Regions from separate parts of the Homo sapiens genome. Here region 1 is linked to region 2. A link is an interaction called in ENCODE POLR2A ChIA-PET data of the cell type or tissue named here. Cell type or tissue: PC-9. All regions are shown on one strand. Links, peaks and the distances in the headings refer to the core of each region. The heading gives the core; the rest is flanking DNA.

Region 1 (5,758 bases), core at 473-5,472, 160 kb before region 2:
ATGCCACAGATTATTCCAAATAATTAAGAATCTCTGTTTTCTTTGTACTTTATAGCTACGTAAGACAGGGGCTTGTTTTAAATTTTCTTGGTCAGCTCCTAACTTACTTCATATGTCTGTTTTTCAAAGAGTTACTTGGTAAAGGAATTTGCTATTGATTTTTTTCTACAACCATTTGCTTCAGGCCATCCTTACCCTCTGTTCTCTGCCTTCTCCTGTTTTCATCTACCCTGTTTCTGTCCTTGATAAGGACAGTGGGAAAGGGAAAAGAGAAAAAGCATGAGGGATTACTCCTTCCTTCCCTTTGTTATGGTAGTTGTTACTGCTCTCCTCCCTGCCATCGCTGCTCCCAGCTGTTCACTTTGGCATGGTCTCCTACCCTGTATCTTGAGTTCTGTGTGTGAGAATAGAAATGCAAGGCATGGCTCTTTAGCTGAGGAACGATGGGCATCTCAGGGTTTTGGTCCTTCTGTGATCTCTCTTTTGGTGCCTGGTATTGAAAAGCCCAGTGACATCTTGTATCTGAGCAAGTGTTTTCTGTTCCCCAGCATTCTACTTCTCTCTCTCTCTTTTTTTTTTTTTTTTTTTTTTTGAGACAGGGTCTCTGGACCCAGGCTGGAGTGCAGTGGTGTCATCATGGCTCACTGCAGCCTTGACCTCCTGGGCTCTAGCTATCCTCCTGCCTTGGCTTCCCAACCTGTACTCAACCTGTAGCTGGGACTACAGGCATGTACCACCATGCCTGGCTAATTTTAAAAATTTTCCATAGAGACAGGGTCTCCCCATGTTACCCAGGCTGGGCTGAAACTCCTGGGCTCAAATGACCCTCCTGCTTTTACCTCCCAAAGTGCTGGGATTACAGGTGTGAGCCACCACAACTGGCCCTGCTTTTCTTTAAAATGCAAAATTAAATTCCAGTCCTGTTTTTTTGAGTTGCCTACCCTCCTCCCCAACACTGCCCCCATGTCAAGATTGCAAAACCTTTGATGACGAAGGCCCTAGTGAATACGCTAGGGACAAAGAAGCAAGACAGATACCAGAAGGTACTTTGAATTGTTGTTGTCATCATATTAATGATATTTCGTTGCAGCCTGAGTGCTTTAGGGCAATTTGAGAGCTTTCTCTGACCATTATCTCTTGGCAGCCAGTGTTAGGGTTGGGAGTTATATAATAATTTTCTCTGAAGATCTTAGCTTAGAAAAACAGGGACTATTCATAATAGCTATTTAAGTCTGTAGAATGGACTTGATGATATTTTGGTCAGAGTTGGTAGGCCACTTTATAGGAAACATCCAGGTGATATTTCTTTTCGGGGTGGGGAGGCAGGGATGGCCATCTTTCTGTTTTGTTTTGTTTCTTTTCCTTATTTAAAATTTTTTCTCAGGTATATTTTCCTCATTTTAGGAGTAGTATGGTATGGCTTGTCAACCTTTATTTATTATTGGTACTAGCTAGAGATGTAGACTTGGCCATTGTTGTGGCCTTTCTTGCAGTCATGTTTTTCCAGGACTTGAGATGTTTTACATTCTAAATTCCTTCAATCCTGGCTTAGAGAATAGATTCTCAGTCTGGATTTTTCTCATTCATTCATTCAAGAAATGTATTCCGAGCACTTGCTAGGAATAGTTCAGTCAACAAAACAAATTTTCTGCCTTTGTGGAGCTTACATTCTAATGACAAGATACAGAAAATAAGTATATGTGTAATATGTCATCTATTACATTGCTGTGGAGAAAAAGCAGGAAGAGGTGAAAAGAACATGTGAGGGTGATGCTGCTGTTTTATCTAAGGTGGTTAGGGAAGGCTGTAATAAAAACTAGTATTTGAACAGAGATCTTGAAGAAAGAATGTGATCTATGCAGATATTAGGAGAGAGAGAGTACTTGATGAAGATAGAACTGGAATACAAAGATCCTGTGGCTGAAGCTTGCTTGACCTGTTCTAGGAGTGGCAAGTAGGCCAGTGCAGGCATTGAGGGGAAATGATTGGTAGATGAGGTCAGAGAGGTGGGTTGGGTTGGGGGGATATGCCTGATCATATATGGCATTGTAGGCCAGTGAGACTGGCTTTTAAAAGGTGGGGAGCCACCAGAGTTTTGACTTGTTATAAGTAGAACTCTCAGCTGCTATGTAGGGGTGGCGCATAATGAGATTATTTAGCAGGCGCAGCAGTAATCCTAAGTGGGAGATGATGATTTTAGGCAGGGATTGGGAGAAGTGCCCACATTTTGTATACATTTTGAAGCCAGAGCCAACAATTTAATGATGGATTGAATGTGGGCTGAGTTTGGCCTGAAAAACTGGACAAATGGAGTTAACATTTCCTGAGATGGGTAAGAGCGCAGAAGAAGCAGGGTTTTAGCGGGGGAAGTAACGAGTTCAGTTTTGGACATTTTAAGTTAGTAATCTGAGTGGAGATATGGTGAAGAGAGCTGGGTATGCACAAGTCTGCAGTTCACAGCAGAGGTCTGGGTTAGAGATATATAAATTTGCAGTTATTAGCAGAGAGATAGTATGTAATGCCTCGAGAATGGATTAAAATAATTTAGGGAGTGAATGTGGCTGGAGAAGTCCCACAAGTTAGCCTTGGGATCCTGTAATGTTTTCAGAGGGAGAGAAACTAGCAGAGGAGACCAAGAAGCCGCACGCCTATAAAGAAGGAAGAGAATTAAGACTGAGTTGTATCAGTGAAGCCAAGTGAAATGTTGTAAGAAGGAGCGAGTGAGTAATCAGCTGTGTCAGATGCTATTAGATTGAGGACTAAGATAAAGCAATATGAAAATCATTGGTGACCTTAACAAGTTGTTTCTGGTTTAGTGGTGGAAGTGAAGACTTGATTGGAGTGGGCTTAAGAGAGAATTGGAGGAAAGGAATTGTAGACTGCTGGGATAGACAGTTTCTTCAAGGAGTATGCTGTAAAGTAAAGCTAAATAACAGGGTGGTAGCTGGAGGGGATGTCCAGTCAAGGAATTGTTTTTTAAAAGATGGATGCTCTTCTTTTTTTGTATTCTTATTTACATACTGTAAACCAAAAAGTATCTGAGACAGGTCTCAATCAATTTAGAAGTTTATTTTGCCAAGGTTAAGGATGCATGCCAGGGAGACAAGTCTGTCTTTCTCCAAAGATGATTTTGAGGGCTTCGGTATTTAAATGGAAAAAGCAGGCTGGAGGGGCAGGAGAGAGGGTATTATCACATTACTGAATCCACATGTTGCGAAGGAAAAGGAGCAGGTAGGGGAATAGTTGGTTATGTATTTGTTAAGGTGAACACTGAGTAGTTACCCGTGGACACATTTAACTTTTTATCTGTAGCTATCAGCTTAGAAACAAAAGGAGAGGGGGCTGGGCACGGTGGCTCAGCCTGTAATCTCAGTACTTTGGGAGGCTGAGGCAGTTGGATCACCTGAGGTCAGGAGTTCGAGACCAGCATGACCAACATGGTGAAACCCCATCTCTACTAAAATACAGAATTAGCCGGGCATGGTGGTGCATGCCTGTAATCCCAGCTACTTGGGAAGCTGAGTTGAGGCAGGAGAATTGCTTGAACCCGGGAGGCAGAGGTTGCAGTGAGCCGAGATCACGTCATTGCACTCCAGCCTGGGCAACAAGACAGAAACTCCAAAGAAAAACTTAAAAAAAAAAAAAACAAAAAAAAACCCCAAAAACAACAAACCAAAAAAACCCCAACAAAAAACAAAAGGAAAAGCAGCTTCTTTTGTGACTCAGCTTCCAGCTTACTTTTTTTTCTTTTGGCATAGTGAAATTAGGGTCCCAAGTTTTTACTTTCACAATACAAATATATGTAGTTAACAAAATGTTTCAACAGAGAAAAAAAATGCAGGATCTACGTCGTTGAAACGTAAATGAAATTAACTTTATCCTCATCTGTGCACTCAAGGTCCATCATCATCATCATGATGGACTGTACTGCAGTTTTGTGCAGTGCTTGCCTTGTAGTAGCTTCAAAATTTTGATTTAGCAACCTATTTGTTATGGTAGTTTTACCTTTTTAAAAATAAAAGTTAAATTGCAGAACAAATGAGCAACTTTTCCAGGGAAATTTTGACAGCTACTCTTCTCTACCACCCCTTTTTTTCCTAATGTACCTGATCTCATTTTACTGTAACTGCTTATGATTATTGAGTTGATGTTTGAGATGAATTCAGAAACTGTGTTGAAAGCACATATTACAGTTATAGCACTTTATATGCCTCTTTTCGTGGTTCATTTATGTTTAAGTAAATAGTAGTCAATATTTAGTGTTGGAGCATCATTACAGTTGCTTCTTAACCCTCTTCATTGGTCTTTCTCCAGATTTTCTTCCCTTAGCCACTGATCCATGCCCCAAGTTTTGGATTTCCGAAACACAGATCTGACCAGGTTCTGTTTTTGCTAAAAAAAAATCTTCTGTGGCTCCCTATTCTCTACAGAAGTTAATTTTTTCTTTTCTTTTCTTTTTTTTTTGTTTTTTTTTTTGCCTGTTTACCTACCTTTTGCCTGCACATGCTTTAGGGGATCTGGAGTGCTCCCTAGGGTGTCTTGCTGTGTTGGCCAGGCTGGTCTTGAACTCCTAGTGTCAAGCAATTTTCCCACCTTGGCCTCCCAAAGTGCTGGAATTATAGGCGTGAGCCACTGTGCCCAGCCTCTCCAGGGGATTCTAATGCACATGTGATGTTTCTTACCATAGGACTACAGAGTAAAGATCAGATTTTTTATTAGCATACAGATAGTACTCCAAGAGGAGATTCCATGAAAATGAGAAATGCTTTGACATCTCTCTGCTTTTGCACATACTATTACTTTTTTTTTTTTTAAATTTATTTTTTATTTTTTGAGACGGAGTTTTACTCTTGTTGCCCAGGCTGGAGTGCAATGGCGTGATCTTGGCTCACCGCAACCTCTGTCTCCCGGGTTCAAGTGATTATCCTGCCTCAGCCTCCCAAGTAGCTGGGATTACAGGCATGCGCCACCACGCCTGGCTGGTTTTGTATTTTTAGTAGAGACGAGGTTTCTCCATGTTGGTCAGGCTGGTCTCGAACTCCCAACCTCAGGTGATATGCCCGCCTTGGCCTCCCAAAGTGCTGGGATTACAGGCATGAGCTACCGTGCCTGGCCACTATTTCTTTTTTTGTAGAATACCATTCATCTTCTCAGCCTTCTCATTAAATCACTTTATCTTTTTTATTTTTTTATTTTTTTGAGACGGAGTTTCACTCTTGTCGCCCAGTCTGGAGTGCAAAGGCACAATCTCTGCTCACAGCAGCCTCCGCCTCCCAGGTTCAAGCAATTCTCCTGACTCAGCTTCCCGAGTAGCTGGGATTACAGGTGCATGCCACCACGCCCGGCTAATTTTTTATATTTTTAGCAGAGGCGGGGTTTCACTATGTTGGCCAGGCTGGTCTTGAATTCCTGACCTCAGGTGATCCTCCTGCCTCGGCCTCCCAAAGTGCTGGGATTACAGGTGTGAGCCACTGCACCTGGCCATCACTTTATCTTTTTAAGAGCCCAACATAGATGCCTCTTCTTCCAGGAAAGCTGCTAGACATATGTTCATTATGCCTCTTCCATCTGTCCTTCATTATATTCTGTTACTTGTGTTCCTGTTAACATTATGAGGTTTTTTTGTTATAGTATTTGCTGTATTTTACTGTTTGTTTTCGTGACAGGTTGCTCTCTTGCCCCCACTTATAGACACTCAATAAATTTTTTGTTGAATGAATGAGTAAAGCAAATAATTATCCAATGTTGACCCAGTTTT
Region 2 (5,758 bases), core at 521-5,520:
CCCCATCTTTGTGGTTTTATCTACCTTTGGTCTTTGATGATGGTGACCGACAGATGGGATTTTGGTGTGGATGTCCTTTCTGTTTGTTAGTTTTCCTTCTAATAGTCAGGACCCTCAGCTGCAGGTCTGTTGGAATTTGCTGGAGGTCCACTCCAGACCCTGTTTGCCTGGGTATCAGCAGCGGAGGCTGCAGAACAGCGAATATTGCTGAACAGCAAATGTTTCTGCCTGATCATTCCTCTGGAAGCTTCGTCTCAGATGGGTACCCAGCCGTGTGAGTTTTCAGTCTGCCCCTACTGGGGGGTGCCTCCCAGTTAGGCTACTTGGAAGTCAGGGACCCACTTGAGGAGGCAGTCTGTCCATTCTCAGATCTCAAACCCCATGCTGGGAGAACCACTACTCTCTTCAAAGCTATCAGACAGGGACATTTAAGTCTGCAGAGGTTTCTGCTGCCTTTTGTTTGGCTGTGCCCTGCCCCCAGAGGTGGAGTCTACAGAGGCAGGCAGGCCTCCTTGAGCTGAGGTGGGCTCCACCCAGTTCGAGCTTCCCGGCCACTTTCTTTACCTACTCAAGCCTCAGCAATGGCAGACACCCCTCCCCCAGCCTTGCTGCCACCTTGCAGTTCAATCTCAGACTGCTGTGCTAGCAATGAGGGAGGATCCATGGGCGTGGGACCCTCCGAGCCAGGCACAGGATATAATTTCCTGGTGTGCCGTTTGCTAAGACTGTTGGAAAAGTGCAGTATTAGAGTGGGAGTGACCTGATTTTCCAGGATCCGTCTGTCACCCCTTCCCTTGGCTAAGAAAGGGAATTCCTTGACCCCTTGTGCTTCCCGGGTGAGGGGATGCCTCGCCCTGCTTCCACTCACACTCTGTGGGCTGCATACACTGTCCTGTCCCCACTGTCCAACAAGCCCCAGTGAGATGAAACTGGTACCTCAGTTGGAAATGCAGAAATCACCCCTCTTCTGGGTTGCTCACGCTGGGAGCTGTAGACTGGAGCTGTTCCTATTCGGCCATCTTCTTTGGTGTAATCTACATGCTTTCTTAGATTTCTTTCTGGGGTGGTTATAAGTGATACTGTTCGTTAAATTTCACTTTCCCTGTGCTGATTGCTGATACTTAGAAAAAAAATTGATTTCTGGGCCATGTGCGGTGGCTCATGCCTGTAATCCCAGCACTTTGAGAGGCTGAAGTGGGCGGATCACGAGGTCAGGAGATGGAGACCATCCTGGCTAACACAATGAAACTCTGTCTCTACTAAAAATACAAAATATTATCCAGGCATGGTGGCGGGCACCTGTAGTCCCAGCTATTCAGGAGGCTGAGGCAGGAGAATGGCATTATCCCGGGAGGTGGATAATTGCAGTGAGCAGAGATAGCGCCACTGCACTCCAGCCTGGGTGGCAGAACGAGACTCTGTCTCCAAAAAAAAAAAAAAAGAAATAAAATTGATTTCTGTATATTGACCTTGTATTTTGTGAACTTAGTAAACTCACTTATAAGTTTGGAGAGTTTTTCTGTAGTTTGGGGTTTTCTATGTTGACCATTATGTCATCTGTAAATAGTAACAGTGTTCTCACTTTTTGATCTGATGTCTTTTATTTCCCTTCTTTGCATTATGTCACCAGCTTGGATTTTCATTACTATGTTGAATAAGAATTATGAGAATGGGCATTCTTGCCTTTTTCCTAATCTAAGGGGAAAAAGCATTCAGTCTTTCACCTTTGGGTAGATGTTAGCTATCGATATTTGGGAGATGGTTTTTATCAAGTTGAAGTAGTTTCCCTCTATTCCTAGATTGCTAAGAGTTTTTATCATGAATATGAGTTGGATTTTGTTACTTTTGTTTTGGTAATTGCTATGAACCTATGAGTTTTCTTCTTTAGCCTGTTGATTGCACTGATTGATTTTCTAATAGTAAACTAATCTCATAGGCCTGAAATAAACCCCCTTTAGTCATGGTATGTAGTTCTTTTTATATATTCCTGAATTCTAGTTAGTAGTATTTTGTTAAAGATTTTTACATCTGTATTCTGGGGGTTAATGCTTTTTATTCTTTATTTTTCTTTTGTTGTACTGTCTTTGTCTGCTTTTGTATTAAGTTAAACCTGGCCTCATAAATACTTTGGAAGGTGTTTTCTTCTCGTCTGCTTTATGGAAGAGATAGTGTAGAATTAATGTTTAATTCTTCTTTAAACATTTAGTAGAATTTAGCAGTAAAATTATCTGGGCCTGGAGATTTCTTTTTTGGGAGTTTTAAAGTTATAAATTCAACTTCTTTAATAGTTATTGACCTATTCAAATGACTTCTTTCATCTTGGATGAATTTTGATAGTTTGTGGTTTTGAGGAATTGGCCCTTTTTCTCAGTTGTCAAATATATGACTGTAAAGTTGTTCATAATATTCCTTTATTACCTTAATGGCTGGAGGGTCTGTAGTGATATTCCTTATTTCATTCTGATTTTGGTAATTTACCTTCTCTCTTTTTCTTTGTCAGTCTTGCTAGTGGTTTGTCAATTTTACAGATCTTTTCAAAGAACCAACATTTTGTTTTCTTGATTTTCTCTGTTTTTCTATGTTCAATTTCAAGGATCCTGCTCTTTTATAGTGAAAGTGAGTTTATTAGAGAAGTAAAGAAACAAAAGAATTGTTACTCCATAGACAGAGCCCTGAGGGCTGCTAGTTGGCTATTTTTAATGGTTATTTCTCAATCATATGCTAAGCAAGGGGTGGATTATTCATGAGTTTTCCGAGAAAGGAACGAGAATTTCCCAAAACTTTAGGTTTCTCTTCCTTTTAAACTATATAGGGCAGCAGTCCCCAACCTTTTTGACATCAGGGACTGGTTTCATGGAAGACAACTTTTCCACAGATGGGGAGAGGGTTGTGGGAGCAGTGTGGATGGTTTCAGGATGATTCAAGTGCATTACATTTATTGTGCACTTTATTTCTATTATGATTACATTGTAATATATAATGAAATAATTATACAACTCACCATAATGTGGAATCAGTGGGAGCCCTGAGCTTATTTTTATGCAGCTAGATGGTCCTGTCTGGGGGTGATGGGAGACAGTGACAGATTATCTGGCATTAGATTATCATAAGGAGCAAGCAACCTAGATTTCTCGCATGTGCAGTTCACAATAAAGTTCCTGCTTCTGTGAGAATCTAATGCTGCTGCTGATCTTACTGGAGGCAGAGTTCAGGTGATAATGCAAGCAGTGGGCAGTAGCTGTAAATACAGATGAAGCTTCAACTCAACTGGCCTGCTGCTCACCTCCTGCTGTGTTGTCAGGTTGCTAATAGCCCATGGATTGGTACTGGTCCGTGGCCCAGGGGTTGGAGACCCATGATGTAGGGTAACTTCCAGACATTCCGATGGCATTTGTGAACTGTCAGGTGCTGGTGGGAGTGTCTTTTGGCATGTTAATTTATTATAATTAGCATATAATGAGCAGTAAGGATGACCAGAGGTCACTTTCATTGCCATCTTGGTTGTGGTGGGTTTTGGCCAGCTTCTTTACTGCAACATGTTTTATCGGCAGGGTCTTTGTGAACTGTTATCTTAATGCCAACCTTCTCATCCAGTGACTCATCCGGTGACTGAGAATGCCTAACCTCCTGGGAATGTAGTCCAGCTGGTCTTATCCTCATTTTACCCAGCCCCTGTTCAAGATGGAATTGCTCTGATTCAAATGCTTCTATTTCCCCCTCCCCTTTACAAGGGGACCCTTAATCCTAAAGGTTGTAGAGGGACCAAGATCCATCTTCTGTAGTATCCTTTGGCTTAATAGGGGTGATGATATTCCTTCCTAACTTGTAGGGTCTCTTGTATTCAAGGTAGAGTGAAGCGCAGTCATAAAGCAGCTATGTGGTGAAAGCCATTCATAACTCTGAGTCCTGACAAAAGGCGATATTTGGGAGACCAAAGTATTATCTGTTCATGGTTCGTTATGGAATATATTACCGGAAAGGGGTCTGATCCAGACCCCAAGAGAGGGTTCTTGGATCTCACACAGGAAATTTTGGGTGAGTCCACAGAGTAAAGTGAAAATGAGTTTATTAGAGAAGTAAAGAAACAAAAGAATGGTTACACCACAAAACTGCTGATGTCTGCTTTTTTTTTTTTTTCTTTCTTCTTACTTTGGGTTTATTTTGGTCTTATTTTCTCTAGTTTCTTAAGACATCAGTTTAGCTTATTGATGGAATTTTTTTCTCTTTTCTGTCTCTACTTCAGCTGTTTCCTACATATTATATATTTTTTCAGCTGTTTCCTATACATTATGTATTTTCTTTTGCATTCAGTTTGATATGGTTTTTTTTTTTTTTCTCTTGAGACTTCCTCTCTGACTGACCCATGGATAACTTAGGGGTATGAATGTTAGTATCCAAGTGTTTGGACATATTCTTGTCATCTTTCTGTTATTGATTTCTAATTTGATCCCATTGTGGTCAGAGAACACATTCTGTATAATTTCAATATTTTAACTTTGTTGTGGTTTGTCTTGTGGCCCAAACTATGGTCTGTCTTGGTAAATGTTCTGTGGATTCTTGAAAAGATTGCTTTTTGCTATTGTTGGATAGAATATTCTGTAAGCATTGACTAGGTGCTGTTGTTAGTGGTGTCCTTGAGTTTTATGTCATTGCTGATTTTCTTGTCTAGTTATTTTTATCAGTTGTTGGGATGGGGTGTTGAGCTCTCCAACTGTAATTGTAGATTTGGCGATTCTCTCAGTTTTATGAGATTATGCTTCAGCTACTATACGTTTCTGCAGTTTGGTGTGCTGTTAGGATCACTGTGTCTTCTTGGTAGATTAACCTTTTTATCATTTTGTGAGGTCTCTTTCTATATGTGGGTATTCTTTTTGCTCTGAAGTCTATTTGATAATAATATAAGCACATCAAATTTCTTTTGTTTTTTTTTTTTGGCGTGGTATATCGTTTTCATCTTTTATTTTAAAATATATATATTTTTATACCTAACATGAATTTCCTGTAATCTGCATATAGTTAGGCCATGAATCTACCAATCTGTCTTTTAATGGGTATATTTCAGCCCTTTATATTTAATGTAATTTTTGCTATGTAAGTCTGCCATTTTATTTTTTTCTTTTTTCTTTATTTCTGTTTTTTCTTTTCTGTATATTAGTTTTTTAATAATTCTATTTTTATTTATATATAGTGTTTTGAGTTTATGTCTTTATAATAATGTTTTAGTTGTTGCTGTAGGCATTATATTTCACACACACATACATATATATTTAACTATATATAGTCTACTACATGTAGAAACTTTATGTCCTTTTAAGTCCCTTTTCCTCTCCCATTTATAAGTTTCTTAAATATTTTTTATGCGTATTTTAAGAAGTACATAAGAAAATGTCACAGCCATACAAGGGTGGAGGCCTACACTCCCCAGTCCTCCCTTTCTTTTTTCTTTTTTGAGACGGAGTCTCGCTCTGTCGCCCAGGCTGGAGTGCAGTGGGGTGATCTCGGCTCACAGCAAGCTCCGCCTCCTGGGTTCATGCTGTTCTCCTGCCTCAGCCTCCCAAGTAGCTGGGACTACAGGCGCCCGCCACCACGCCCGGCTAATTTTTTGTATTTTTAGTAGAGATGGGGTTTCACCATGTTAGCCAGGATGGTCTGGATCTCCTGACCTCGTGATCTGCCCGCCTCGGCCTCCCAAAGTGCTGGGATTACAGGCATGAGCCACCGCGCCCGGCCTTCCCAGTCCTCCCTTTCTGATGGGAAT

Evidence for each region. Peaks named below come from ENCODE experiments on the same cell type or tissue, not always from the same donor. Only the 100,000 strongest peaks of a DNase experiment are listed, where the experiment ranks them.
Region 1: POLR2A ChIA-PET joins it to region 2 with 5 read pairs; 1 of 35 experiments calls an interaction of 5 or more read pairs at or near these places.

The regions. Positions count from the first base shown.
Region 1 is chr10:84,334,660-84,340,417 of GRCh38, forward strand. All of the region lies in intron 1 of CCSER2 (coiled-coil serine rich protein 2), which reads left to right. Among named protein-coding and RNA genes, the nearest start is that of CCSER2, 9.0 kb to the left of the region's middle. In PC-9, for the core only: no CTCF peak of the experiment used is centred there; DNase peaks (open chromatin) are centred at 1,932 and 2,712; H3K27ac peaks cover 1,170 bases.
Region 2 is chr10:84,490,855-84,496,612 of GRCh38, forward strand. All of the region lies in intron 9 of CCSER2 (coiled-coil serine rich protein 2), which reads left to right. Among named protein-coding and RNA genes, the nearest start is that of CCSER2, 170 kb to the left of the region's middle. In PC-9, for the core only: no CTCF peak of the experiment used is centred there; a DNase peak (open chromatin) is centred at 3,607; H3K4me3 peaks cover 2,275 bases; H3K27ac peaks cover 3,149 bases.